Linked DNA regions of Homo sapiens: region 2 is linked to region 1. Evidence: chromatin loops called from intact Hi-C (ENCODE). Cell type or tissue: natural killer cell. All regions are shown on one strand. Links, peaks and the distances in the headings refer to the core of each region. The heading gives the core; the rest is flanking DNA.

Region 1 (2,919 bases), core at 130-2,629:
TCACACAGCTAATTAGTGGTAAAACTGAGATTAAACACTAGTCCCTTGGATTCCAGAATACCTGCTGTTAACAACTAGGACAATGTATATGGAATACAGTCAACATGGAAGCACATACAAAAATCCACAGGGGATGCTGCTATTAAATTCTGGTTTGTTTTGGATTTACCTATGACGCATAAGTACAAGGAACTTACAGAGTTCTTTTTTCCCTCTCCAGAGACCAGAAGATCGGCCAGCCTTCTCCAGACTGCTGCGTCAACTGGCTGAAATTGCAGAATCAGGACTTTAGTAGAGACTGAGTACCAGGCCACGGGCTGCAGATCCTGAATGGAGGAAGGATATGTCCTCATTCCATAGAGCATTAGAAGCTGCCACCAGCCCAGGACCCTCCAGAGGCAGCCTGGCCTGTGGCATCAGTCCCTGAGTCACCATGGAAGCAGCATCCTGACCACAGCTGGCAGTCAAGCCACAGCTGGAGGGTCAGCCACCAAGCTGGGAGCTGAGCCAGAACAGGAGTGATGTCTCTGCCCTTCCTCTAGCCTCTTGTCACATGTGGTGCACAAACCTCAACCTGACAGCTTTCAGACAGCATTCTTGCACTTCTTAGCAACAGAGAGAGACATGAGTAAGACCCAGATTGCTATTTTTATTGTTATTTTTAACATGAATCTAAAGTTTATGGTTCCAGGGACTTTTTATTTGACCCAACAACACAGTATCCCAGGATATGGAGGCAAGGGGAACAAAGAGCATGAGTCTTTTTCCAAGAAAACTGGTGAGTTAAGTAAGATTAGAGTGAGTGTGCTCTGTTGCTGTGATGCTGTCAGCCACAGCTTCCTGCCGTAGAGAATGATAGAGCAGCTGCTCACACAGGAGGCCGGATATTCTGAGAAGCAGCTTTATGAGGTTTTACAGAGTATGCTGCTACCTCTCTCCTTGAAGGGAGCATGGCGAGACCCATTGGATGGATTGGGGTGAACAGTTCAGGTCCCATGCTTGGAGCATTGGGTATCTGATGTCTGCACCAGAACAAGAGAACCTCTGACGGTGGAGAACCATGTGGTGCAAGAAGAGATCTTAGGTCTCTTCTTTTATACCAAGCTCATCTTTTATACCAAGCTGTGCAGGTGACTATGCCTCCTCTTCTGCACAGAATGCTTCCACCAGCATCCTGAGAAGAAATGATTACTTCTGAAAAACATCCTTTTTTCCAGCCTCTGGGAATCAGCCCCCCCTCTCTGCACTATCCGATCCTCATCAACAGAGGGCAGCATTGTGTTGGTCAATGTTCCCTTGGCGAGCAATTGAAACTTGTTTAGGCCCTAGGGTTGAGCAATTTTAAGGTTGAGACTCCAAGTCTCCTAAAATTCTAGGAGAGAAATAAAGAGTCTGTTTTTGCTCAAACCATCAGGATGGAAACAGTCAGGCACTGACTGGGGTGCTTCCAAGAGGCATGAGAGTGCCTACTCTGGCTTGAGCACTTCTATATGCAAGGTGAATATGTACTGAGCTAGGAGACTTCCCTGCAAAATCTCTGTTCACCCTGGGTTCACATCCCCATGAGGTAATATTATTATTCCCATTTTACAAATAATGTAACTGAGGCTTTAAAAAGCCAAGACATCTGCCCAAAGTGATGGAACTAGAAAGTCTAGAGCTGGTATTCTAGCCCAAATCTGTCTGACCGCAATACACAGATTCTTTATTCCTATTCGACACTGGCTTCTACTGAAAATGAAACGGATTGCAGAGGGAATAAATACAAAGATGGAAAGCCAGTAAAGAAGTCAGTATAGAACCACTAGCGAATAGTGTTGCTCTGGCACAGACCACTGTGGTTGATGGCATGGCCCTCCAACTTGGAATAGGATTTTCCTTTTCCTATTCTGTATCCTTACCTTGGTCATGTTAATGACTTTGGAGTTATTCAGTTAATGACCCTTTAATTCTCACAACCAACCAGTCATGTTGCTTGAAGCCATTTATAGACGAGCTTCAAAGCAACTTTAAAAGATTCTTCTGTAGAAGTATGAGTTCTTCCTTTAATTATCATTCCAACTTTCAGCTGTAGTCTTCTTGAACACTTCATGAGGAGGGACATTCCCTGATATAAGAGAGGATGGTGTTGCAATTGGCTCTTTCTAAATCATGTGACGTTTTGACTGGCTTGAGATTCAGATGCATAATTTTTAATTATAATTATTGTGAAGTGGAGAGCCTCAAGATAAAACTCTGTCATTCAGAAGATGATTTTACTCAGCTTATCCAAAATTATCTCTGTTTACTTTTTAGAATTTTGTACATTATCTTTTGGGATCCTTAATTAGAGATGATTTCTGGAACATTCAGTCTAGAAAGAAAACATTGGAATTGACTGATCTCTGTGGTTTGGTTTAGAAAATTCCCCTGTGCATGGTATTACCTTTTTCAAGCTCAGATTCATCTAATCCTCAACTGTACATGTGTACATTCTTCACCTCCTGGTGCCCTATCCCGCAAAATGGGCTTCCTGCCTGGTTTTTCTCTTCTCACATTTTTTAAATGGTCCCCTGTGTTTGTAGAGAACTCCCTTATACAGAGTTTTGGTTCTAGTTTTATTTCGTAGATTTTGCATTTTGTACCTTTTGAGACTATGTATTTATATTTGGATCAGATGCATATTTATTAATGTACAGTCACTGCTAGTGTTCAAAATAAAAATGTTACAAATACCTGTTATCCTTTGTAGAGCACACAGAGTTAAAAGTTGAATATAGCAATATTAAAGCTGCATTTTAATAAATATGGTGCATAGGGCCTCGGTTCCATATTTATTTAAATCGCAAACTCTCAGAACTTTTCCTTAAGTAAAAATGGTTACATTGTTTCATTTTCCACAGACAATTAAAGATTACATATCATTGAACAACATTCATT
Region 2 (2,919 bases), core at 123-2,622, 230 kb before region 1:
CATTTCCTGAGATTTACATCTGAAATAAGTAGAAGTAAAGGATGATCGTATGCTCTTATTTCCACATGTTCTTTCATGAAGTCTGAATGCTTTTATTGAAATGTAAAATATTTTATAGCAGCTTGTATTCTGTCATTTAAACAAACAAAAATTCTCAGGTCACATCTGTATTGCTAAACCAGAATGTCTAGAAATAGGGCCAAGAAATGTGTATTTTAACAAGCTCCCAGCTGATTTTGATCTATTGACTCTCCGACTTCAGGCATCTACATAACCTTTGCCGTATTCACATTGCTTTTTTGCTATTACTCACTCAAGTTATTTTAGATTAATTAACTTTAACATTTTATTCATCCTAATCAATACCCATTAAATCATGGGTTTGATGCATCTTAAAAAATATACATCAAAAAACTATTTTAAAAATCCATTTGTGGACTGGATAAAATCAGCTCCTGTACCACCCCACTACTGCCTCCCAAAGCAGCAATTTTGGGCCCAAACCAATTAGAGCCAAACGTTGGTGCCAGTTCCCTCTTTTTTCACAACCCCTCTTGCAAGGCCTGGGGGTGTCTCACAGCCCTGTGGAAAGCCCCTTGCTGCCAAGAGGTTCCCTTCTCCCCCTCTTTTTCCCCTGCCTATATCCTTCTGTCCTCCCAACAAACCTGACTCTCGAGCTATACCTGACTTAGAATAGTGTCACTGAAGCATGTTAGTGAATGTTAACATAGAATTTGGTGATGGGTAGCAGGTTTAGCTTTTAATATGCAAAAGTGGTTTTCTAAGATTGGGACTCTTTTCCAAACAGACATCTTCATAGAGCCCTTTTCCTTTCTTTTTTAAATTTTTAATAAGATGGAGGCTCACTTTGTTGCCCAGGCTGGCCTTGAACTCCTGGGCTCAAGTGATCCTCCAGCCTTGGCCCCCTAAAGTGCTGGGATTACAGGTGTGAGCCACTGTGCCTGGCCTGTAGATTCCTTTTCATCCAGCACCTGGCCAGACCCCTTGCACATCTCTTCAGCCTTGCTTCTCTTCATCTCTCCTCACTCACTAGTTTTTTACTCATTGGAACACAACATCCTCTCTTTTAATACACAAGCTTCCTGCTGCCCCACAGCCTTTGCATTTGTTTTCCTTCCACTAGATTTTCATGTGGCTGCCACCTACACATTTTTCTTGGTTTCAACTTAAATGTCACCTCTTTCCTAGAAGCAGCCGCTGACCAACCAGCTAAAGCTACACCACTTCCTACCCCCCAACAAACACCCTCTACCTCAGTGGTTCTCAACTGTGCCCGCAGGGACATTGTCAGTTGTCACCACTGGAGGATGTGACTGGCATCTAGTGGGTGGAGGCCAGGGATGACGCCAAACACCTTACAATGCACAGGACAGCCCCCTACAACAGAGATTTCTGTCCCCAAATGCCATAGTTGAGAAGCCAGTCTCTATCACAAGATTCTTTCTCTTAGTAATAATCAGTATCAGAAGTGATAGGTTTTGTATTTCTTCCCTACTAAGCTCCTTAGAACCTGGAGTTCAGGGTTGTTTCCTGAAGAGCACCTGACACCTGTGTGACTTGCCACAAATTTGATCCACTTTGACTAGAGCTCACAGCAAGTTGAAGATGGCTGACCCAAACTAAATGATGAGCCAGAGAAAATATCGAGTCGGTTTTCAAATTTGTTCCATTGCTGTTTTGTTAAAACAAAGCTGTTTTGTTTTCAAGAGACAAACAAAAAAAAACTTTTATTAATGAGTATGCATATAAATAAACCTAGACAACCACGAAGAGTCCCTCACAGTTTCATGTATTCACAGAATTATTTCATCTTTAAAGCCATCAGTGAACAATTAGTTCTGCTACTTGTTAAAGTTGTGCAAAATTTCTCAATTTAAACATACAGTCTTAATTATACCACTGTTCTAATGTCCCAAGACTGATTGGAGGTAATGGAATCTCAACAATATCTTAAATAGTAATTTAAAAAATTCATTGCGATCTACAAGACTAATATATCTAAAGGAAAATAATTCATATTCACTAAATTCCTCCCCTTTCTTCCTTCTTACCTATTCTCCCTTTCACTTGACAATTTTTTTCTACAGTATATGATGATGGCCAAATTACCCAATATCAACTGTTTCAAAAAAGAAATGTTATTTTAAAAGATACCATACAGCAAGAGACTTATAGGTGTAACACCATTGAAATTATTTGCTAAGCCCTGGCCAGGCACGGTGGCTCACACCTGCAATTCCAATACTTTGGGAGGCTGAGCAGGCAGATCACTTGACATCAGGAGTTCAAGACCACCCTGGCCAATATGGTGGAACCCTGTCTCTACTAAAAATACAAAAATTAAGTGGACATGGTGGCTATCCCAGCTACTCAGGTGGCTGAGGCAGGAGAATTGCTTGAGCCCGAGAGGCAGAGGTTGCAGTGAGCCAAGATTCTGCCACTACACTCTAGCCTGGATGACAGAGCCAGACTCTGTCTCAAAAGAAAAAAAAAATTATTTACCAAGCTGTGTTTTCGTAGTGTTTTTTAATTCTCCAAACTGCTTCAGTATCTGTAGTGTTTTTTACATTTCAAAGACTTCTCACATGTAACATTTCATTGGAATTAGCACTGTACATCATAGTTGATATGGAAATTATTACATCTACAGATGAAGAAAATGTAGACGTAAAGAACCATTTGCTCTAATGTCATCCAGTGTAACTGCTAAGAGTTAGGATTAGACTCAAGTCCTATCCCTAATCCTGTATACTACCCTAAACTCCTAAGCCCCCATACATTGTACTGCACAGAATGCTACTAGTGACTGTACTCATGCATTCAAACAAGTTTTGGAAATGTGTTAAGCAAAGCTAACCAGATTCCTGGAGTATTACGCATCATAAATCCTCAGGAAGG

The links. A loop is a pair of places that touch in the nucleus more often than their neighbours do. Peaks named below come from ENCODE experiments on the same cell type or tissue, not always from the same donor. Only the 100,000 strongest peaks of a DNase experiment are listed, where the experiment ranks them.
Region 2: a loop joins it to region 1, with 4 times the contacts of the local background. A loop is called at or near these places in 3 of 110 quality-filtered maps.

What each region holds. Positions count from the first base shown.
Region 1 is chr5:157,252,387-157,255,305 of GRCh38, forward strand. It overlaps ITK (IL2 inducible T cell kinase), which reads left to right. Exons shown (of 17, transcript NM_005546.4): 17 at 221-2,799. The coding sequence ends at 292. Among named protein-coding and RNA genes, the nearest start is that of CYFIP2, 12 kb to the right of the region's middle. RefSeq lists enhancers at 600-659, 1,050-1,099. In natural killer cell, for the core only: CTCF peaks have their summits at 1,243 (motif pointing right) and 1,447; DNase peaks (open chromatin) are centred at 535, 915 and 1,245; H3K27ac peaks cover 2,500 bases.
Region 2 is chr5:157,024,211-157,027,129 of GRCh38, forward strand. No RefSeq gene overlaps it. Among named protein-coding and RNA genes, the nearest start is that of HAVCR1, 33 kb to the right of the region's middle. In natural killer cell, for the core only: no CTCF peak of the experiment used is centred there; a DNase peak (open chromatin) is centred at 1,301; H3K27ac peaks cover 2,263 bases.